Regions from separate parts of the Mus musculus genome. Here all the other regions are linked to region 3. The links are chromatin loops, found by intact Hi-C in ENCODE. Cell type or tissue: left cerebral cortex. All regions are shown on one strand.

What was found. Hi-C counts contacts between places; a loop is a spot of excess contacts. Peaks named below come from ENCODE experiments on the same cell type or tissue, not always from the same donor. Only the 100,000 strongest peaks of a DNase experiment are listed, where the experiment ranks them.
Region 1: it touches region 3 in a loop (2.0-fold over the local background); 4 of 42 quality-filtered maps call a loop at or near these places.
Region 2: a loop joins it to region 3, with 6 times the contacts of the local background. A loop is called at or near these places in 16 of 42 quality-filtered maps.

The regions. Positions count from the first base shown.
Region 1 is chr10:117,326,669-117,334,668 of GRCm38, reverse strand. No RefSeq gene overlaps it. Among named protein-coding and RNA genes, the nearest start is that of Lyz1, 38 kb to the right of the region's middle. In left cerebral cortex, a CTCF peak has its summit at 3,943; DNase peaks (open chromatin) are centred at 3,932 and 5,466.
Region 2 is chr10:117,431,290-117,439,289 of GRCm38, reverse strand. No RefSeq gene overlaps it. Among named protein-coding and RNA genes, the nearest start is that of Gm32141, 12 kb to the left of the region's middle. In left cerebral cortex, CTCF peaks have their summits at 2,347 (motif pointing right), 3,699 (motif pointing right) and 6,728 (motif pointing left); DNase peaks (open chromatin) are centred at 3,705, 4,189, 5,909, 6,564 and 5 more places; H3K4me3 peaks cover 579 bases; H3K27ac peaks cover 1,635 bases.
Region 3 is chr10:117,221,661-117,229,660 of GRCm38, reverse strand. Yeats4 (YEATS domain containing 4) reads left to right here and starts at 5,154. Exons shown (of 7, transcript NM_026570.4): 1 at 5,154-5,402; 2 at 7,368-7,487. The coding sequence starts at 5,352. It overlaps Gm31963 (a long non-coding RNA gene), which reads right to left and starts at 5,175. Exons shown (of 4, transcript XR_872061.2): 1 at 5,094-5,175; 2 at 2,914-3,070. In left cerebral cortex, CTCF peaks have their summits at 4,125, 4,325 (motif pointing left) and 5,924; DNase peaks (open chromatin) are centred at 4,435, 5,181 and 5,381; H3K4me3 peaks cover 1,863 bases; H3K27ac peaks cover 1,191 bases.

The DNA.
Region 1 (8,000 bases), 110 kb before region 3:
GAGTGACATGCAGATCAGCAGGTGCAGGCATCATGGCTCTAGACTTGTCTATGGGTAAACATCTTACTCTATCTGGAGAAATTAGGTGTTAAAAAATAGCTATTGGACTTTATGGCTCTTTGCCCTGAGGTTCAGTAGGGATGATCTAGAGGGGGAGTGGGTTGACTTCCCAGGGATTCACTGTGCATCTAGGAATTACAGATGGCCGTTTCAACAATTAATTATGGTCTATGTCAAAAGAGAGATGCAGTTTACACAGGTGATCTCAGCTGCTACTGTTTCCTAACATCAAAGGCAAAGCCACTGCAGTAGAAAGCACACTGACCCAAAAAGCTCTTATTTCATTGAAAATGTCTGTTTATAATTTCCCACTATACCCAGCTTAATTAATGGTTTAATACATGGGGAAAATGATGGGAGAATTCTGGAATTTTAGTTTCTTTAAAGATAGAAGTATAATGGTTTTTTGTTTTAATCCCAGGTATTGGGATATGGAGCTGTTTCAAACTGACCACAGCAGCATACTAATTTGTGCTTTAGCAGAGGTGTGATTTTGTCAGCTCCAGATAGTTTCTGTGATTGTGTGACATTTGGGATTCTGGGAACTTTTCAGGCGGTGTATGAATGCTAGGGCGCGGAGAGGCAGGGTTGGTGGTTGGTGGTCATTCAGCGGGGTTGGTTGCAGTTTGTTAGTCGTCTTGCTCAAAGAAGAAACAAAAGGAAAGAAATTAGGTCCAGGAATCTGCCCCCCCCCCCCCATCCTTCTTTCTCAATCCCTCAGGGCAAAGGGCCATAAACTCCAATAGCTATTTTATAACACTGAATTTCCCCAGATAGAGTAAGATGTCTAGCCATGGACAAGTGATAGGTTGTGAAATGGGGTCAGGGTAAAGAGTGGGAAAAAGAAGAACCACAGTGTAGCAAAGAAGACACAAGAAAAGAGAAATTAGACTCCGGAATCCTCTGTCCTCTCTCTCCTACCTACTGATGGCAGTGACGTGGTATGGGTGGGATAAAGGGTGGGAGGAAGAACCCACAAAGTAGCAAAGACCCATTATACAGGCTCTCATTTTAAGGTTTTGGTTTTTAAATAAATCTATGCTGTCCCAAGTTCTGAATAAAACGTTAAGTGTCTAGACTCAATACATACAGGAGATTAGGTTGCTCTTAGCCCTAGGTGAAAGTGTATAGATTTTGTCTTCTTGAACCAGGAAATGAGATACTTCTCCAGTGACAGGCGTGAAGAATGTGCAATGAAATGAATGTACGTAGAAAGAAAGAAAGCATTGCGCTACCTGAGAAAGGAGGTAAAGACTAACACGCTGGGCCGTCTGGAAGGAAGTGGGAACCACATATACTGACCACTTTCTCAGCACTATTGTACGAGCATCGATCCTGGAGTCAAGGGAGAATGTGGCAGGAATTATTTTTTAGGAATCATTTGCAAATACACAATGTGAACTACTAGAATCAAAAACTGAGCAAACTCAATGTACAGAATCAGTTTAGAAACCAATGTAGCTAATGTAAAATGTGAAGTCCTTTCTGCTGGAAGTGTTAAACTTACCGGAAGTCAGTCAGATGAATGAAAATTATTGCACCTGCTTAGTTAGGAAGAGAGAGTATTGTAATACAATTTATCCTAAGTTAGTTAAATTAAAATCCCAAGGGATTTTGTTACAGAGTGTAACAGCCTGGCTCAGAACTTTATCTGGGAGTTGAGAGGCAAATGAGTACTAAGAAGATAGAGACAAGGTAGGACTTGTTTAGCCAGGTACCATGACCTGCACTAAGTAGGATAGTCCAGGCTCAATGCATTAGTAGGTAGATTACAGAAAACAATAGGGACAGACAGAAACCATTCGTGTGAAGCTGACTTGTGGTAGAGTGGGAATTGCTGAAGACTATTCTGAGAGGCAGATGTTACAACAGGATATTTAAGTCTATAGAAATAACTCTGGGGGGGCCAAGTAAGTACTTGATGTTAGAGGCAAAATAAACAAACAAACAAACAAACAAACAAATAAAATAAGTAAATAAATGAATGACCTTGCATTTCAGAAGTTTGGGTATTTCGTTTGCTTATTTGGACCAGTTTTACATTGTAGCCCAGGCTCCCTTGAAACTCACTTTGTAACTCGGGCTGGCCTCTTAATTCCTGGCAGTTTTGAAACTGACATTGATGAGCTACCACAGCTGGTGCAAGAGAATCTTTTTAATACATAATAGTAAAAAGGGCAATTTTTAAAGTGGAAAGAGGAGGGAAGGTCCTATACCGTGAGAAGAATATTTGAAATACACAACTCACTAAAGACTAATGTTTATAACGGGGCTGAGGCTACAGCAATAATAGAATATTTGTGCGCATAATGACCTAGGTTTGGTCTCCAGAGTAAAAGTGGGAGGTTCTTCTTCCTGTCCCCGAGCTCCCAGGACGACAACTCTGAGACTTAAATTATCTTTACAAACACCTTGGCCATAAGCTTTGCCTGTTCCCGGACTAGCTCACGTATTAATCATGCTGTTTTTCTGTTGTATGTTCTGCCACTTGGCTTCACGCAGGAGATACTTACAAGAATAGTTTTGTAATATCTTTAAGAGGGGAAAGGGGAACAACTCAAATATTCAGAATAAATCGTACAGTCATATGATAAAACATTTTGTAGCTTGATAACAACTTTTAACTAGGTATACATATATATATGCATATATATATATATGTATATGTATGTATACACACACACATATATGAATCATGAAATTATCTTGACTTCAAGAAGTTAGGAAAATCCTCAGTATTCCATTTATGTACGTTCCCAGAAAGAAAATTGCAAATGTGTAGGGGTTTTGTATTAGGAAAGTAGTGCAAGAAAATGATTAACAATTCAGCATGTTAGTAACAGGGCAGGGAAGTAGCGGGATGCAGCCAAGGAGATCCACAGAGACTACACATGTGTTCTCATCTTCTATTGTACTGCTTGGGCTGTAAATAAACATTTTCACACACATGCATGTGAATGCACACACATGCATATAACAGTACAATAACCTACTATATAAAATGTATTCTAGACAATTTAAGCTTCTAGTATGCCTTGAAAATGGTAGGAAGAAATCTTAAATATTTCTCCCAAATTATGACAAAAACAGTACTTTAAAACAATGTTTTGCTCAGAGAATTTAAATGTGAAGAAAGATAATGTAAGTTAAAAAATGATTTAAAAGTTACCCTTGTGGGGGCTGGAGAGATGGCTCAGCGGTTAAGAGCACTGCCTGCTCTTCCAGAGGTTCTGAGTTCAAATCCCAGCAATCACATGGTGGCTCACAGCCATCCGTAATGAGATCCAATGCCCTCTTCTGGTATGTGAAGATGAAGCCAGCGGCAGTGTATTTACATAAAACAAAAAAAAATAAATCTTTTTTTTTTAAATCACCCTTGCTTTGAATTTTTTAATTTCAAATAAAATCAAGGAATATGTTTCTTAGTAATGAGATTTTGATGCTGTTTTTCTTTTGGAGTAGCCCTAAGGGTATTTTTCACCTATCACTGGGTAGAGGAAAATTCCAGTGTTAGACTAAGTCAGGACACGTGCAGGTAAGGGATAGTAGGTTTAGGCCAGTGGTAAGTAAGTCTAACGCCTCAGGTCCCACGTGATGCCTCAAAGTACCAGCATTCATTCTCTCGGACAGGACAGTGGACCTAAACATGGCTGTTGTTCACCATGAGCCTCTCCTCAAGCACACTGCTGGGAAGTGTTCTCCTTGAGCTGACGCTGATGAATCTTACTCCTTTGTACCTGACCGTAATCTTTCTGGGCCAGACCATTTCTTTCCTAGAAGAGTCTATTTGTTTCCTTCCTCCTGCTTCTTGTCTTCAGATACTCCTTTGAGTCCAAGCACTAACAGTTATGAAAGGAAAATATACCCCAGTCAGCAGTACCACACGCAGACACTAGGTGCAGCTCTGGTGCTGGGATTACCATAGCATAAAGTAACCTGAATTGAAATCTTAGCACATATCTATGTTTAAAGGACACGTACAAACCCAAAGAAGTCACCTTTCCAGAAACCATTTTCGAAACACCCAGATTCTCTAGCCAGGTGATGGGAAGTTTTCTATATAAAGCTAGACCCTAAAGTCTGGGAAAGATGGTTGATTTCTTAAATACTGAAATCTCAACAAAAATTCCTAAGACAGAAGTGGACAAAATGACCTGTGATGATTAATCTCAATTGTCAGTTTGAGATAGGACTTGGAAATAAGACTCTGGGTATGACTTTGAGAGATTATCTTGATATGGTTAGTTGAGGTAGGAAGACCTTCCCACACAGGGTAGCGCAATTCCATGGGTTGTGGTCCCATGTTGCATAAAAAGGAAAGTAGCTGAACGCAGACATTCATCTCTGCTTTCTGATTGGATGCAATGTGGTCAGCTTTGGACTCCTATCTTTTGTCCTTTATGATGAAAGGTGGGCCAAAAACAAACCCTTTGTCTCTTCGATTGTTTTTGTCAGGGTACTATTATTACAACAGTGAAAGGTAAGACCCTCATTTAAACAATGGGCTTGGAAGATGCCTTGGTTGGTAAAATGACTGCTATACAAACATCAAGACCTGAGTTCAAACCCCCAGCACCAGCATTTTAAAAAATGGCAACGGTGGGTAGGATGGGGTGGGGTAGTTGCTCATGTTTGTAACTTTAGCACAGGGTTGGGAGGCAGGGCAGAGCTTTCTGGTCTGCCATTCTAGGTAATCAGTAAGTACTGAGTTTGGTGAAAGATGAGGTGGAGTACACACATGCATGCATACCATCTTAGGGTTTTACTGCTGTGAACAGACACCATTATCAAGGCAACTCTTTTAAGGACAGCATTTAATTGGGACTGACTTACAGGTTCAGAGATTCCGTTCATAATCTAGGCAGAAGCATGGTGGCGTGCAGGAGGAGCTGAGAGTTCTCCATCTTCATCTCAAGGCCACTAGTAGAAGACTGGCTTCCAGGCAGCCAGGAGGAGGGTCTCAAAGCCCACCCCCACAGTGACACTAACTCCAACAAGGCCACACCTCCTAATAGTGCTATTTCCTGGGCCAAGCATATTCAAATCACATTCCACACCCTGGTCCCCATACGCTTGTTCAAACACATTAGTCTGTGAGGGCCATACTTAAACATAGCATAATGCAAAATACATTTAATTCAACTTCAAAAGTCCCCATTGTTTATAGCACTCTCAACAAAGTTAAAAGTTCAAAGTCTCTTCTGAGATCCATGCAGTCTCTTAACTGAATCCCCTATAAAGTCAAAAATACTGGACCAAAGCAGGACAGAAAACCAGCTGGGCAAGCTTCACATCTCTGTGTCCGATGTCCGAGCGCTCCTCAGATCTCCAACTTCTTTCATGCTTAGTCACTACTGTTGGCAGATCTGTCATTCAGCAGCAACAAACTTCTTTCTCTTGGGCTGGTTCCATTCCCTGTTAGCAGCTTTCCTCAGCACGCCTCACACAGCTCTGATATCGCTTACAACTTGGGATATCCAAGGCAACTTCCATTTTACAGCTTCTTATTCCAGTGTCTGGATCCACACAGGATGATCTGGGCTCCTTCAAAGAGCTTGGGTCCCTTCTCCAGTACTGTACAATGTAGCACTCTAGGCTCTGGTTGACTCGACTCCACTGCTGCTGCTGTTCTTGGTAATCATACCATGATACTGGCATCTCTTAATTCACTGGAAACTTCTGCTGCAACTAGGCTTCACCAGTAGCCTCTCATGGGCTCTCTTCATGGTGGCAAGCCTCAGTTTCTTTGCATGACTCCTTCAGTCCTGGGCCATCAACTGCAACTGAGGCTGCACCTTCACCAGTGGCCTTCCCTGACCTCTCACAGTGCCAAGCCTCGGCTGCTCTCCATAACCCCTTCATACCTTCAAAACCAGTACTACCTGGGTAACTCTTACACATTACCAGCTACTGCTGCAGCACGAGGTACAGCCTTGGTTATCTCCGGAACACAGCTTCTTTGTGCTCCCAGAAAACACTTCCCAGAAGATTTTGCTTCGGTGACGCTGGTCTCTTCTTAATCATTGCTAATTTCTTAGCTTCAGCTAACCAGCATCAGTTGTCCCAGAAGCCCTTTTTATTTTTGACTCTAAAGCCAGAAGAGCCACTTGGCTGAAGCTGCAGAGTTCTGCTTGCTGGAACATGCCCCATTGTTCTATTATCAGCTTTCTGTTTTCTAACTCCTTCACGGCCTATGCTTGGCTGTCCTGGAACTTGCTTTGTAGATTGACCTTGAACTCAAAGACCTGGATGCCTGTCTCCTAAGTGCTGAGATTAAAAGTGTGGTCCTCCATGCCTGGACTTAAGCTATTCTCTATTAGAACTTGCTCTGGACCTAAACTTAGCTGGGCAGGATCTTGCCCCAAAGTCTCCACTCCGGTGATCTGTTTATCTCCTTGAACATAGGACTTAGCTCCATTGCACTTCTTGGTGCCCTTTTACTCTTTGAACCATACATTTTGTATTTTTTTCTTTTTAAGCTTGCTATTTTTCATTAAAAGACTCTTCATAAGAATGTACTATAGAGACGGGCATGGTGGCGCACGCCTTTAATCCCAGCACTCAGGAGGCAGAGGTAGGCGGATTTCTGAGTTCGAGGCCAGCCTGGTCCAGGACAGCCAGGGCTATACAGAGAAACTCTGTCTCGAAAAACCACACACACACACACACACACACACACACACACACACACACACACACACACACACACAAAGAATGAACACATCAGAATGTATACCAGGGGCTGTTTGGAGACTTCTTTGTCAAAGCAATCTAAATCTCTTCACCTTGGCCTCAAGCAGACTCTTCGGACAATGGCAAAAGGCAGCCATACTCTTCACAAAAATATCACAACAGCAGTCTCTAGGCTACATACTAAAAGTCTTGTCCTCTGAAACCTCTTTGAGTTATGGCCCCACAGTTCAAAACATGCTTAGGACCACTGTCCTCTATGCTCCTAGTAGCACGGCCCATTAAACCGCACTTAAAGCATTCTGCTGCTGTACAAAGTTCCAAAAGCCACATTTCTTCAAACAAAAGTAAGCTCAGGCCTATCACAGCAATGCCACTTCTGGTACCAACTTCTACCTTAGGGTTTTACTACTGTAAACAGACACCATGACCAAGTCAACTCTTATAAGAGTTTCCTTAATTGGGGCTGGCTCACAGGTTCAGAGCTTACAGGCCCATCAAGGTAGGAGCGTGGCAGCACCCAGGCAGATATGGTGCAGGAGGAGCTAAGAAACCTTCATGTGAAGGCCACTAGAAAACTGGCTCCCACATGGTTAGGAGAGTCTCATTGCCTACCCCCACAATGTAGGCCTTCAACAAGGCCACACCTTATCTAAGAAGGCCACACTTCCTAACAGTGCTACTCCCTCTGGGCCAAACATGTTCAAACCACCACATGTGCATGTGCACACGCACACGCTCGGGCACACACTCACACACACACAGCAGTTTCCAGAAGACAACTTGAAGAATTCAAAATCATCACAAAGATGCTTTATAAGTTTAAAAGCATGGACGACTAAGAAAAATCAAGAAATTCAGTATGAAGAAAAGGAAATGTCAACAAAGAGATAACTATAATAAAGAGCAACCCAGTTATGGAACTAAGGAATATATTCCTGCATTGAAAGTTCTTGCCTTAGTAGCAGATTTGAACAGGTATGTATTAACTTTGTATAACTGTAACAAGATATGGGTATCAATTTTTTTTAATTGGCTTACAATTTTCGACGTTCCCACTCAAGTTTAGATAGTTCTATGGCTTTGGATCTCTGGCGTTGATACTGAATGGCCATGAGATGCACATTGTATGGTGCACATTGTTAGGAGCCATCTAGGATAGGCTAAGGCCACCTTCCTGGAGGTGCTCCACCATTTTTGTATGGTCTGCAATGAGTGAGCTTGATGGCAGGGTCCCAAAGAGACTTCAT
Region 2 (8,000 bases), 210 kb before region 3:
GAATTTACTTTTTGACAGAAAAATATAAAGGCAGGATGGTGGTAACCTGCCTGTTACCCCAACATTCAGAAATCTGAAGTAAAGGGATTGTAATTTGAGGCCAATCTGGGCTAAATATGGAGTTTCTGGAAAGCCTGAACTATAGGGCAAGACTTTGTCTCAAACTAAATCAATAAATAACTAATAAATAAACACAATGAGTCCCAGTATATCTACTTACCATTTTAAAAATATAGGATTGGAGAGATGGCTCAGCAGGTACAATGCTGGTTATACGAGCACGGGGATCCTAGTTCAATGCCTGAACCTATCTAAAAAGGCAGACTTGGTGGCAGGTTTGTAATCCCAGAGCTGGGGAACCAGACACAAGTAGATCCCATGGCTTGCTGGCCAACCAACCTAGCTTAATGGGTGTGTTCTGGTCAAGAGAGAGAGCCTTCTCAAAACATAGTTCCTGAGGAATGACAAGTAGGTTTGCCCTCTGTCCTACACACACACAGACGCACACAGATGCACACAGACACACACACATAGACACATGAACAGATACACACACAGACAGACACACATACACACACACAGATACACAGATACACATGCAGACAGACACACACATACATACACACACAGACAGACAGACACACACACATAGACACATGAACAGATACACACACAGACACACATACACACACACAGATACACAGATACACATGCAGACAGACACAGACACACACATACATACACACATACATACACACATACACACACACACACAGACACACACACAGATACACAGATACACATGCAGACAGACACACAGATACATACACACACAGACACACAGATACACACACAGACAGACACAGACACACAGATACATACACACACAGACACACAGATACACACACACACACAGACACAGACATACACATTCATACACACACAGATACACACAGACACACACACAGACACACACAGACACAGACACACAGGAATATATGCAGTCACATGCACAACTGTACCCTCATGTAAACATGAACATAAGCATACATACGCAAATAATAACAATAATAAAACAAATTATAGGCTGCTGATGTAGCATGGTGGCAGAGTCTGGTATGTATAAGGCCCTGGGTTCAAGCCTTAGCAAAGGTAAACCAACATGCATATATGTGCATACACACACACATACTATGGCTTGAAAATGGGTAGTAGTTTCCAAAGACCACTGTGTTAAAGGTTTAGACTCCAGGAAAGTATTATTGAGAAGTGGGGAAACTGTGAGGAGGTGAGGTTTCATAAAACCTTCGGTCCTTGGGTCACTAGAAACATGTCTTTGAAGGGGACTCTGGGACCCCAATATCTCAGTGTCTTTCAGATGTAGGAGGATGGCCTTGCCACATCTTTTCAGAGCCGCAAAGATTAAGGCCATCTGGTTCTAGGCTACCTACCACTTGTAGAGCTATAAGCAAAAATAAACCTTTCCTCTTTGTAAGTCGATTGTCTCAGGCATTTCGTTACAGTAACATGAAGCCCTCTGATATACCTACTATTCGAAGAGAGTTGAAATCTCCTGTGTAGCCTCCTTCCTCATTTATGCCTTTATATTTCCACTGCATAGGTCTCTGTCTTGTGTAAACAGTCATTTTGGAGCAAAACAAATTTCAATTTAACAAAGACTTCGTTTGTGGACATTTATTTAACTGGCTGACATTGCTTAACATTGAAGAGACTAGCCGAAAGTCAATGCCAGTCAAGGCTGGGAAGACGTTTCCCACGGTGCTCGAGTTTCGCTTCTGTTGAAATTATTAACCGACTGCTTTGGAATTTTTGAAACGTCACTTTTCTGCTAAGACCGGGTATAGATTTTTCTGAACTTCCCAAGTTCTTAGGAGAAACACTAGTATTTTTAAGTTCTTATGTAATGAATTCGATGATTTATTCACTGTAAATATCACCCTGCTCTTCGCTTCCAGGACTTCTGCTGACGGGGCGGCTGTTGCATAAGCACCCCGTAAAAAGGCCCTGTGGAAACGGGCCTGTGATAAAGAGAATGTTATTTCAGTAACTCGCTGCAGGACTCCTGGGACCAATTTATGTCTCTAGTTACATAAGCAGTCCGGTTTGCTGCGATCCTTGGACCACCACCGTGGGCACCTGGAAGGGCTGCTGTGAGCGCATAAAAGCCAGCTCAGCTGGACACCAGGCTTAGAGATGGCTGCCCACGGGGCTGGATGGAAATGTAAAGGCCAAGTGGAAATTACAAACCCAACCGTGAGAGGCAGCCAGAGGGGGCTGGGAGTGGGGACGAGGGCGCTATTTTAGGTCTAATGAGAGGAGAATTTGAAGCAGAAAGGGCAGGACACATTTGGACAGTAGGTGGCGCAATATCGTCCTCGTGTTGCTAAGAATTAGACCTGGAGGTGATGAGAGGAGTCAGGTAATCCAGGAGCAAACTCAATAGACAATTGCCGTGGAATGCATACATTTACACACACACACACACACACACACACACACACACACACACACACACACACACACACAGAGAGATATGCTTAGAAACCTGTGGATAGAAGTAACAACCCTACTGTAAAACTTGAATGCATTAATGCTCTCAGTGTAATTGTCCCCTATCCCTCCACGATGTTCCCCGGAAGTGCTCTGTCTACTCAACAATGGACCAAAGTGCTGACTGAGTGCATCACATCCCAGACACTTGCTGTTGACACAGGAGAGTCCTGTGCTCCAGGTCCTCTCTGAAGGGTGTGCCCTTTAACGGAGAGAGGACCTCATTCTTGGTGCAGCCACCATGCCATGGAAAACAGATGCCCATAGCCGGGGAAACCTGGCTGGCTTGAGGACCGCCCTGGCTTTGTTCTGGAATGGGTGGAGGTTTGCTTCAGCAAGAGTTTGGGTTCTTCTACTTGAGATGCTGGCGATACGGAAGAATCCAGAGAGGACAGAGGGAGTTTGGGAGAACAAGGCTTGCCCTTCTGGGACAGATGGCCAAAGGCCAGCCACAGCAAGGAGATTTGATCCAGTGTTAGACCTGCCGCTCAAAGGCTAAACAGAGCGTGGGACCCCTAACGGCAGAACCTGGACTAAATGGTAGGTAACCAGGCATCTTGTGAAAACGCAGAGTGGGTGAGCCAGGTAGTTCAATTTTAAACTGAAGCAAGGAGCTCAAGAACTAGACGTGTCCTCAGAGAGAAGCGAGTGTTTAGCAGTTCCTGGAGTATCTAAAGGAGGCCGATGCAGAGCAGAACAACGTGGATTATTCAAGAGATCTAGAAAAGGAAGGTGTCAGCATAGTGCCGCGTGTGTGCGTGCAGCAGCATCACCAGAGAGCTGGGCCGGCGCCACATTCTGGGCTCTTGTAACTGTATTAGCCTTGTGCACTATGCACAGAGCAGACGGAAAACTGCCCCGAGGACTTGAAATTAATCTGTGTGGAATAAACATATTACACTGGATGCTCACAGGTACACGGTCAGTTCAGATAGGTAAGGCAGGCAGTACAGAGGCCAGCAAGATCAGAACTGGGGGAGGGCATCAACAAATCCAGAAAATATGAATCCAGTGTGGGGACGCGGACCTGCCCTTCCCCTTTGCTTGTATGTCACAAAAACTGCACGTTTCCTGATCACAGAGACACCCTCTTCCGACCTCAGCTTGCGGTGAGGACGTGGACTACCACACGGTGGCGCTGCCGTCTAATCGTTTGTCTCTTAGGTCATCCCGTTTGTCGTGATGGCCACCACGTGTGCGTTGACCGCCTCTTCTTCTTGTTAGCTTACAGGCTAAACGAGATCTGGGAGCCACCATGAAAGGGAGAATTCTCCCTGATGGAGTCGCAAGATTCCGGCCCTCGTCGCAGTGACATTTTTCTCTCATTGGTATGCGTGCTCTTCAGTCCCTCGGGACATTTCAATGATAGAGGTCAGCACAATCAACAAAGTCATATACTGTCACTGCTGAGGTCAGATTCCGGGCCACGGGAAGGCCTTCGGGTCATTTTTATTTACTCTGTCTCTTTGTTAGCGCAGAATTCTGAAGCTCTTACTGAGCTGACCCTGGTTGAGAGCATCGTGGCTTGACTTCCTCTTCTGCCCAGTCTTGCAGCTGATCCTGAGGGTACTCTTTAATAAGCACACTGAAAACAAGTCTGAAGCACCGCCATTATTTGAGAGAATGAAGTCAACACTCAAAGAGAAGCGGAAACCAGAGAGAGAGAGGCTGGGCACAGTCAACCGGAGAGCCAACTCTAATGCAGGCTTCCTGTGGTTTGACTTGTAACAACCAGATGGTTCACGTTTGAAAATATTCTGTCTCCAGGCTGGTTTGAGCCGGCTCTTTAAACAGATAAGAGGCGTCTGAACACACTGTATGGGCTATTCTTAAATATTAGTTTAAAGGATCCCTCGATTTAGACAGCTTGTTGAAATTCTTGTCTGATAGCACATACAAGCTACTTGAACATTCTGCATTTTGATTTCTTTTATTTTCTTTAAACTTTTTTATTATTAATTAACTTACTCATCTGTGTTGAGCCAGGGTCTCAAGTACCCCAGGCTGGCCTTGGACTTTCTATATAGCTGAGGATGGCCTGGATCTTCGGATCCTCCTGCGTGCTGGGATTACCGGCACGTGCGACCATACCTGCTTTCTGGAGAATAGGGAATTGAGCTGTGGACTTTGCACAAATTTAGCAAGCACTCTGCCAGCTCCCCCAACCCCAACCCCAACCCCTCACCCCAGCCTTGCTTGGTTTCTTCAGTGCTGAATTAACACTAGCAAGGACCTACTTCATGGCACTATTGGACGAATTAGATGAAGAAATACACGCAGGTTGCCTGGAACAGGGCTGGACACATTAGGAACCTCTTCAAGTTATTGGCTCCAGGTTCAGGTCACCCGTTACCTGGGACTTTCTAAGAAATACCTTTGCTGCTCTGAGGATTGGTAAAATCATGGCAAAAGATGACCAAGAACTCGTCTGGAGTTCCAGGAGGCGAATGCCTAAGGGAGCGAACTCAGTAGCAAGACCGAGGGACTCTGGCACAGGGGGGAGCCTAGGTCTCCTCAAGCTGTCCTTGGGCGGTGCTGCCAGCACCATATGCAAACAAGGTTCTGTCTTCACCAAAGCTGACTCTCCCCACCCTCACCCCCAAGTAGTACATTTCTGCAACATTGGCTAAACAAAAAAGGGCAACGAGAATGCACCTGCCAACCGCTAGCCTGAGGTTTCCGTTGAGCAGCGTTTATGGGGCAGTATATTATAGAGCAGGATTTTTTAATAAGCTATTTTTAAATAATAAATGAATATAGATTGTATAAAATCCCGTTGATGAGGTTGCTGTGAGGACAGCAGTCCTCCAAACCCCCCACCCCCTTAGGTTCTACGCCAACAATCATGATGCCATAAACAATTCCATTACTCCTTATTTATGTACTGTATCCAGTCTTGGTGTTTGTGTTGTGTTGTGTTGTGTTGTGTTGTGTTGATTTTTGGCTTTGGTTTTGTGTTGAGACAGGGGCTTTCTATGTAGTCCTGGAAGTCACCATGTAGCCCAGGCTGGCCTTGAACTCACAGAGATCCATCTGCCTCTGCCTTCCAAGTGCTAGGATTAAAGACCAAAAAAGATTTTGTAATGACGAGTTAATCATAAATCCTTTACAATTCATTCGTTGACTTAAAACATGAAATTTTAAGTTTCCTCTAGTTAATTCCTCATTTAATCTTATAAATTTTATATTTTTTAACCTTGAAAATAAATAAAAAAACATCACACACCAAAATTAACCAGGTCTGAATCTGTACAACTCTGTGAACTTCTATACAGCCCCGCCCCTCAGATGGAAGTACGCCTCCTGCCCCGCCCCCTCAGATGGAGGTGTTCATCCTGTCCCCATTTGCTGAGATTACTCACTTGGGCCACCATGTGCAGCCTAACTGCTTTTAGTAACTCTGAAAAAGTTGAATCAGCAGGATTTAATCAGAACCACAACATTACTTGACAGAAAGATCTAATACAAAGATTTTTTTTTTTTCAACAGCTCTGCCTGTCCTGGAACTCTATGTAGACCAGGCTGGCCTGGAACTCACAGAAATCCTCCTGCCTCTGCCTCCCGAGTGTTGAGATAAAAGGCGTGCGCCACCACAAGTGGTTTCTTCCTTCCTTCCTTCCTTTTCAAAGGTGTTTTGTCTCTGCATAGTCTTAATAGTATACCAATGATGGCTTTGTAGTACATGTCATCTCTAACTGAAGGGGTTACTGTAAACCAGGGTTTCCCGGCCCTGCTATTGGTGCTACACTGGATGGAATCCCTTGTAGGAGCCTATCCTGTGTATAGTAGGGTGTTTATTTCAAAGCATTTCAGCTCACCCAGCAGATGAGAGCAATGCTCCCTCACCTGCCCTGCGCCTCTCCAACTCTTGGCAAACGTCCCTGCCTTAAAGTTAACTCAAATGAGCGAAGGTGGGGAGCAGCTGCCACCCACAGCGCTCGGAGAGGAGAAAGAGAAGAGGCCGGAATTGCTTAAATTAGAAATCTGCTGATGCTCGTTCTCTGCATCGGGCACGGCGAACCCAGTGCTGCCAAAACTGCACACCGGACTCCACTGTTACTAGAAAGGGGGCTGCGGTTTGTGGGACAAGTCTGCGCTCTGCAACTGCGGCGGCCCTGACCTCTTCGGCCTCCCTCGAGCGCCCCCTATAGGCAGAGTCTCGCAGGGAGCCAGCCTGTAAGACGTCTTTAACGGAGGGGAATGGCTAGAATTGGTTCTAGTGGAGACTGCTGAAATCATTCATATATTAGCCCACGTGATTCTCAAACTTTAAAGAGCTAACCAACCACTAGCCCGAGGCAAGGCTGGAAATCTATGCGGGAATAACGGGAGATCACGGCAAGTTTGAATTTATGCCTGTGGAGAGAAAAAGCGCTTTTACATACTTAAAGGCAACAAATTAATCACGTTTGCCTAGTGGCTAATCCTATCCTCTGTGAATTGAGTCTTACTGGTCATGTTCTCAGCGTAACCTTACTTCCGATCTTAATCTTCCGATCTTGTCTTAATCCATCTGTGACCACTGTCCCTAACGGAGCCAGAGGCTAGCTCTCCGAGACTCCCAGAGCCTGCTGAATTTGACTTTTTGTCTTTGCTGGTTAAATGTTTCTTTCTCCCACAAGACTTAATGCCTCGGCAAGAATAGCGTTTTATTGATTTTTGTTTGCCCACAGTCTAACTTACTAAGTATTCCTTAAAAGCCTAATAACGGATGAACTGTCTGGAAGAAAAAGAACAGAAAATATAAATGTGTTTGCAAACAGGCATGTCCCAGGGACAGCCTGGGCTCTCAAGATGGCAAAGGAATTAAAACACTTTAAATGAGCCGGGCGTGGTGGCGCACGCCTTTAATCCCAGCACTCGGGAGGCAGAGGCAGGTGGATTTCTGAGTTCGAGGCCAGCCTGGTCTACAGAGTGAGTTCCAGGACAGCCAGGGCTATACAGAGAAACCCTGTCTCGAAAAAACAAACAAACAAAAAACACTTTAAATGGCCAGGCACAGTGGTGCATACCTTTAACCCCAGCACATGGGAGGAAGAGGTAGGTGGGTCTCTATGGGTTTGAGGCCACCCTGGTCTGCAGAGTGAGTTCCAAGTCAACAAAGGTTAAATGGTGGTGGTGGTGGTGGTGGTGGTGGTGGTGGTGGTGGTGGTGGTGGTGTGTGTGTGTGTGTGTGTGTGTGTGTGTAGAAGGAGGAGGAGGAAAGATGGGGCATCTGTGTGCCATGTTATCTGTGTGGAGACTTGTGGGAATCCATTCTCACCTTCCTCTGTGTGAGCCGGGATCAAACCCAGCTTATCAGGTTGTACAGCAAACGCTTCTACTGCCAACCCCTCTCAGCTGCCCTCTCCTCAGCTCTTCTGCCTTTTTCAATTCACTCCTTATTTTCCACTCCTGCAGAGCCTCAGGCTGGACCTGCCCAGTGCAGT
Region 3 (8,000 bases):
AAAATTCTCAACAAGAAAGTGCTCACATAGCTGGGCATGGTGGCGCACGGCTTTAATCCCAGCACTTGGGAGGCAGAGGCAGGCGGATTTCTGAGTTCAAGGTCAGCCTGGTCTACAGAGTGAGTTCCAGGACAGCCAGAGCTACACACAGAAACCCTGTCTCGAAAAAAAAAAAAAAAAAAAAGAAAGAAAGTGCTCACATGATGGGTGTATTGGACACACAAATGGCCTCACAGGGATGGATACACAGGATAACACACACACAGCAAAGTAAACATTAATTCTGAACAACAACAACAATAAAAACCTGGTGGCCGATGATACGACTCAGCCGGTAAAGGCACTTTTAATCCTGATCGCCTGAGTTTGAGCCCGAGGGCCTACAGGTGGTGAGAAAAAATTGATTGCCACAAGTTTATGTATCAAGAGACACAAATCTGTCTTAGCCAGTTAAGAGTGACCATACCACCGCGTGGTGGTGGCGCATACATACCTGCCTCTGATCCCAGCACTTGGGAGGCAGAGGTCAGCCTGGTCTACAGAGCGAGTTCCAGAATAGCAAGAGCTACTAGGAGGCTGAAGTAGGAATACAGCTGAGGGCCTAAGGCCAGCCTGGGACTGTGTGCCCACAACACAGTCTGTCTCACAAACAAACCAAACAAATACATTTAAGTGAATAAATAAGTCCGCTAGATAAGCAGACCAGTAGGGGCTGACGCGACCGCCACTGCAGTGTTCTCTAATTTACCGATGAGCTCTGTTATACCCTAGCCTGTGCCCATTTCCCTTTCCATGAACTGCTGGGGGGAGCTTGAGGTTAACATCTGGATACACTGCTTGCTGCTTTGGGAGATAAATGTTTTCAGTGGTAGACTTCCTAAGTGAAAAATAAATACTAGGTATGTATTAATTTATAGTCAAGTGAAAAGAGGTGTTTCCATCACATTGGTTAGTAATTCTGGGACACCCCCCCCCCAGTGGTTTCAGGATTTGGGAAACTCTGTACCCTGTATATGCCCAATGCATAAAACCAAGAGAAGCCTTCCTCCACCAGCCACAGACAGAACCTTGGGAAAATCATCTTTTTATCTTTCTTTCTTTCTTTTTTGGTTTTTCGAGACAGGGTTTCTCTGTGTAGTCCTGGCTGTCATGGAACTCACTCTGTTGACCAGGCTGACCTTGAACTCAAGAAATCTGCCTAACTCTGCCTCCCAGGTGCTGGGATTAAAGGCATGTGCCACCACTGCCTGGTTGAAAATCATTTCTTGATGTTATTTTCTCAGCACAACAGAAAAAAGCGAAGTCTAAAGTGAAAAGTGAAATTCCCATGATGCCCTTTTCACTCCGTGCCACCTCCTCCCCTCCCAATCTGCTGCAAGATAGCAATTCAGAAGGCACATTGTGCAGAGAGGATTGTCTGATCCGCGGGGCACAGATCCATGGCATGCTTTCAGGCTTTCAAGGGGGAGCTATTTTCATTACTATTACATAGGCAGACTTTCAAAGACCCAAGTGTCACTCTCAGAACTCAAAATGTTTCTGGCTAGTGAAAAAGAAGAAGTGTTCACTGGGAACCCTTGTTAAGATGATGTCTGCAAACCATCTCCACTGTACAGTGTTTTGTAGTGGAGACACTTAAAAACTATTGCTCTTCAAAAATTTGATCTATGCATTTATTTATGAATGTATTTATTTATTTATTACAGTAGTGTGGACCACACCTTTTATTTTATTCAATTACAAATTGTAACCATGACGATCGTTTGACAGCGCCACATCATCCGGGGTTTGTTCAGTGAGACCCTGGAAACTGCCTTCCCTGGAATTTTTGCTATGAGCGCCTCTTTCTCTGAGCACTTCTTGCATTTCTGGCTGTTTGACTCATCTCGTTCTTTTCCTGCTTTAGATCGGGAATAGCCATTTCTCCAAGGAGTCCTGGTTTCTTATAATAAATAATGATGTTTTAAAAATAAGTTCTTGGGGTGGGGGAGGCTCCGAGGACACACACACACACACACACACCATGGCATGCTCCCCACTCGTACCCCAAGATAAATGGAAAAAAAATACCTGGGACTCAGATGTCATTACTTCCACGCCCTATTGGTGGGGAAACCTAGAGGATACAGACATTTGCACTACACTTATCCCCAAGTCTTTTGAATTGAAAATACATCTATACCAATACCTCCATCACAGAATTCATTCTAATTTTTTTCCTTTTCCATCACTTAAGTTTCTTCTCAATTATCAATGTGCCATAATCGATATCCCAACATGACCCTGCTGTATAATAGATACCCTGCCCTCAGGCTCCTCCGTCTCGGTGGGTAGGGGGCTGCATTTTCCTCCATTACCTATGTCCCTTCTCTGAGGCACTATGCCAGGGATTCTCAACCTGGAGGCCCAATGACCCTTTCACAGGGGTTATATGTCAGATATTCTGCATTTCAAATGTGTTCATATTACTATACATAATGGTAGTAAAATTAGTTATGAAATTGCAACGAAAATAACGTCATGGTTGGGGTCACCACAGCATGAGGGGCTGTTAAGAGGCTGCCACATTAGGAAGGCTGAGAAGCACGGCACTATGCCAAACCTCTGTCCTGAGAGGAAGGAGGGCTCATGGTTGGTTGGTTCACTGTGCATCTTTCCTTTTTGAGAAAGGGTCTCCCTGTGATGCTCAGGCTGGCTAAAACTTTTTATCGTTTAGTTGTTTTGAGCCCACTCCATAACCTAGTCTGGTCTTTGAACTCTCAGCAAACCTCCTGCCTCAGCCTGTTGAGTGTTGAGGATACAGTCCTAGTCCACCATGCCCAGCTTGGCACTTCCTATTTAGCTCAGGCTAGCCCTGAACACTTCTGACCTCTGCCTTTTGAGTGCTGGGGTTATGAGTGGTTACCATCATACCTGGAAGATTTCTTCTCTGTTGTTCCTTTCCACATCCCAGACACCTAGAATAATGAGTGGAACGTGGTAGACTCTCATTACAACACGTTTTTCTTATTCTTCACTCTCCCATGATTCCAGGACAACAGCTTGAAGAAGACTAGGTCATACCTCAGGGCTGTGTAAATGTAGAGCAGAGACCAGCCATAAGAAATGTCACATGGCCTTTCCCGAGGAGGGAAGCAAGAAAAGACCAAAGCATCAACTGGACCAGAGTCCATCTTGGCAAACCGGTGAAACTACTGTGGTTACTCATGAGAGTATGGGTGAGGGGCCCCTCACAGGAACAGGGTTACCTCAAAGGCAACTGCATCACTGAAAAGCCCAGGCCCCAGTGGGTGGTGACTGGACATCCGACAACCCTGAGCTTGCTGGGTGGCTCTCAAGCAGCTCAGTAGGACAGAGTCTCCCCCAGTCAACTCCACAGGATGAGCACAGGCTCTGTCCTAGACTTCTGTCTCCTCCCTTCCCCCAATCATCCCTTCCTGCTTCTTTAACCTTGGGGGGGTGGGGTGGCGGCTCGTGTATCTTGTTAGCTTCAGAACTTCTTGAGCCTGTGAGTTGTTTACTTTCCAAGTCTCAGGAACCTCCTGTCTCCTTCCTGGAGGGAATGTCTCCCTTAGAAGCTCTAAGCTTATATCAGGTGATCAAGGAAGGGGAATGACATTTAGATATCAATTAAGAAACAGAGTTAGGACATACTCAAGAGCTGCCAGGACAACCTCAAAATACGGGATGACTATAGAAACAGCCAAGATTATCAAAAACAGGGGCTGGCAAAAGTAAAGGTACTTGTTATCAAGCCTGATGACTTTAACCAGATCTCTAGGACCCACATTCATTCTCTCTCTCTCTCTTTCTCTCTCTCAATAGATAATACAGTGAAAAAAAATACTTTTATTAAAGATTAGCAAAAATTGGGGGCTTAGTGGTTAAGAGCACTAGCTGCTTTTCCAGAGGACCTGAGTTCAATTCCCAGCAACCACATGGTGGTTCATAACCAATCTGTAGTGGGATCCGCTGACCTCTTCTGGTGTGTCTGAAGACAGCTACAGTGTACTCCCATACATAAAATAAATCTTTTCTTTAAAAATTAGCAAAAATTGATTGACCATGCTGTTAAATTCGCTTCTCGGTCTCCTGATTATTCTCATTGATTAGTGCTGTGCCCAGCCTTCATCAGAGAAGTTTATTGCAATGAGCAGTGGTTAATGCAGAAACCCAAAACTAGCCAAAACGCCCAGGAATAAGAGATGGTGGTGTGCTTAGCACTATTCGGGACAGTTGTACCACTCCTTCCAAGATTGGGGAATATTTCAGGGTATAAAGAGCCAGAGAATGGAGAGACATGTATCAAAAACGACACCTTCTGGCCACAACGTGGCCATTGCACTCATGAACTTACTGCAGCTGCGGTTATCTGCATAGGACCTGCGATTGCATGTTAACATTTCAACATGGATGGCGGGAGGGGTCCAGGGGCCTCACCCTTCCCAGAGGGACTATTGAAAATTCATGACTGTTTGGGAAAGAGATGCCATTTTCTTTAGTAAGGTACCACTGATAAATTACTCTTGCTTCGGTAAAGAATCCCACATCCATAGTAGGACAGGAAACGCCAATTAAAGCCAATAGGTCACGAACTAAGAGGGCATGAAAGTAGGAGGGGGGCTTGTTGGAAAGAAGAGTTCCAACTGGGGAAGGGTATGAGAGAGAAGAATGGTGAGTGAAAATAAGAACATGACCCTCTTAGGCATGGTTTAGGAGGTTTTTACTGTAGATAGGGAGAAAACAGATTCCCGACGAATCTGGAAAAGTCAGACTGAACATGGCCAGCAGAACAGATTGAGCCATGAAGAGCGGGAAGTGGAGTCATTTCTGTAGTGCCATCATGTTGGCCTTGGAAATCGAACTCAGGTCACAAGGCTTGGCAGCATATTCTTTACCAAGCCCACGCCCAGTTATCTGACCTGCCCAATCAGAAGCTTTGATTCCAGAGTCTATCATCTTGAAGTGTGTGGGGTTATCTCAACCCTAAAGCTACAAACGTTCACCATTTTGGTGCTTCCCTACCCTTAACTTCTGCCTAAAATTTATCCCCATCTCTCTTTATCCGCTGCAACAGCTCATCAGGCTCTTACCGGGGAAGGCTGCAGCCTCGCGCGTGCGCACTGTCTGCCTGAGCCCGTTGCGCATGCGCCGCCGCCCTCCCCCGCCCTTCCGCTCGGCTCTCCCAGCTCGGGGCTGAATGGCCGACCCCGACGCGGCGCGTGTGGAGGAGGTGGCTGTCCGGCTCCCCGAGCCCAGGCGACCCGCCCTCCTCCGGCTCGTGAGGGGAGCGGCTACCCCGCCGGCCTGAGCTCTCTCCCTGGCCGCCGCGGCTCCTTCCCGGGGACAATATGTTCAAGAGAATGGCGGAATTTGGACCTGACTCCGGCGGGAGAGTGAAGGTCAGTGCGCAGGCGCGGCGCGCGGGGCGGAAGCTCGGCGCTCATTGGGCCCCGAGTCCTCGTCACCGCCTCCGCACCGCCAAACACAAAGGTGCCGGGGTGGCTAGGGCATCAGTCGCAGACCCTGGATAGGCTCGTCCGTCTTGTCGTTCCCGAAGCCCCGTGCTGATAAAGTCAGCAAAGAGCGCTTAGCTTCGTTCGTGTTTAGTGAAGGTTGCTTAACACTGGACGTTGTGACACTCAGTTCCCTCCCATCTATATGTGTATTATTAATAGGGGTGGAGGTAAGAGAACGACTTGCAGGAGTCGGTTGTCAGGTGTCACCATGTAGGTGTGCTGTCCAGCCTGAGCTGCAGTCGTCTCTTCCCTGTGTGCCATCCCTCCAGCTCGCCACCCCCTCCCACCTTCCTACATCTGCTGGTTACTTTTTTTTTTAATTTTAAAATTTATTTTTATGTATATGAGTACACTGTAGCTGTCTTCAGGCACACCAGAAGAGAGCATCAGATCTCATTACAGATGGTTGTGAGCCACCATGTGGCTGCTGGGAATTGAACTCAGTATCTCTGGAAGAGCAGTCAGTGCTCTTAACCTCTGAGGCAGCCCTGCTGGTTATTTTTTAAGGTACCGGTTCAGGATGCTCTCCCCGTGCCCCTAAAAGGGGCTTCTACTTACAGATCTTATCACAGAAAGGATTTTTTTTTTTCCTTAAAAGAAATCACATCAGTCTACAAAAATTTTAAAATCCTCATCGGTGTCATATTATTTTTATTACCTTAATCATAGTGTCTATATATCCATAGCTGCCTTAACAGTATATGTAAGATGAGAAATCATCGAAAATCCTAAAGCCCTGAAATGCAATAGAAAGAAATACCAGGTAAAAGTCTGTGTTAGTATAAGAGGCTTTGTAGAGCTGTGCATTTGCCCAGGGTTTTAGGTAAGGCTTGGGGATGGTAGGAAGTGATTGCAGAGCAAAAGGTTCATGGGAAAACTCTTCTCTACTTGCACAAGTTAAATCTGGAAGTTTGTAGTTCAGGATAACTTGAGAAAGTTAGGCCTGTAGTCCTCAAATTGAGTTTCCTCCTTAGTAGCTGGGGAAGGGGTGGGGGTGAGGCAGGAACAAGATAGGCCCTTGAGAGGCCCAACCCAAGTGGCCTGTGTGTTCCCACTGTCCCCATCTCCTAGGCCATTCAGCTGTGAGCTGATCAGTATGCTAATCCCTTGGTAAGGTGCTTCTGTAGTCCAGGCGCCTCTCAGCCGCCAGCTGGGGACCAGCAATAAGCCTTTTGGGGGAGGGGGTACTCCATACCCAAACTGTATGTGCATAATAAGGATGACAGCAGAAAATGCTTGCCCTGAAATTCTCTCATAAACCGACCTTGGGTTTTGTGCTGTGCTTTGGTAAACACTGCCAGAGGCTAATCTAAAAGCCTTTCCCAGCCAGCAGAGCCGGTCACAATGGCAACTTGAACTCAGTAGCCTAGCTTTTAGGTTTGTGAAGGCATTTTGTTCTTCTCTAATCAAGTACTCAGGTGCTTTTACATGCAGAGCTCAGCAGGTAAAAGGCTTACCAAGTCTGATGACCTCAGTGCAGGCCTCAGGAAGGTGGAAGGAAGAGAATCTATTCCTTCAAGTCATCTGTGACCTCCTCATGTGCTGCACAGGGCGCCCAGCGTGCACACAAACACCCCAAACAACCCACTTTTCATGTGAGGACTGGGAACCAAACTGTAGCCTTCTGCAAGAGCAGCAAGCTCTTCAACCCCTGAACCATCTCCCCAGCCCCTCTCGTGGGAAGCATTGTGCCAACGTTAGTGAATGTGACGCTGGCTCGAGACGCCTGTTCTAAGTCAGCCCGTACGTGGTTAGACTGCGGCTCCCTAAACCAAGTCGCCGCGGCTCATGGTGTTTATCCAGGTGCTGGTGAAGTATTTACTGATTTTCAGCTTGCTTTTCTTTTAGGGGGTTACCATCGTTAAGCCAATCGTTTATGGCAATGTTGCCAGGTACTTTGGAAAGAAGAGAGAAGAAGACGGGCACACTCACCAGTGGACTGTGTACGTGAAGCCCTACAGAAACGAGGTGGGCATCGCTTTTCCCGGAAGGAGTGTTTGCGGTGCAGTCTGTTTAGTTGACAGTAAACTGAAATTGTGTATAGTAACTTTCCAAGTATGAGGTGGGTCCATTATAGACTCCCACCACTAGCCCCATCAGAAACAATAAAATGAAGCCCCTCATCTTCATGTAATTAATGAATCGGGTTTTCAAAAATGTCGTCTGAATAAAATTAAGATAAGGGGCTGGAGAGGTGACTCGGCAGGTAAACACGTGATACTCTTGCAGAGGACCTGAGTTGGTCCCCAGCACCCACGTACGGCAGCTCACGGGGATCCAGTGCTTCTGGCCTCCCGGGGCAGCCGTACGCACATACCCACACCCACACATGTGTACACACATCTGCACAAACGTGTTCACTTATGAATGCGTACATATGTATGGGCGGTCTTTATCAAGGGTGGGGGAGGAGGAAGTTGGTGCCTGCAGGCAATGTGAACAAAAAGTCCTGAGAGAAAGGGGGGGGGCTGTAATTCTGTT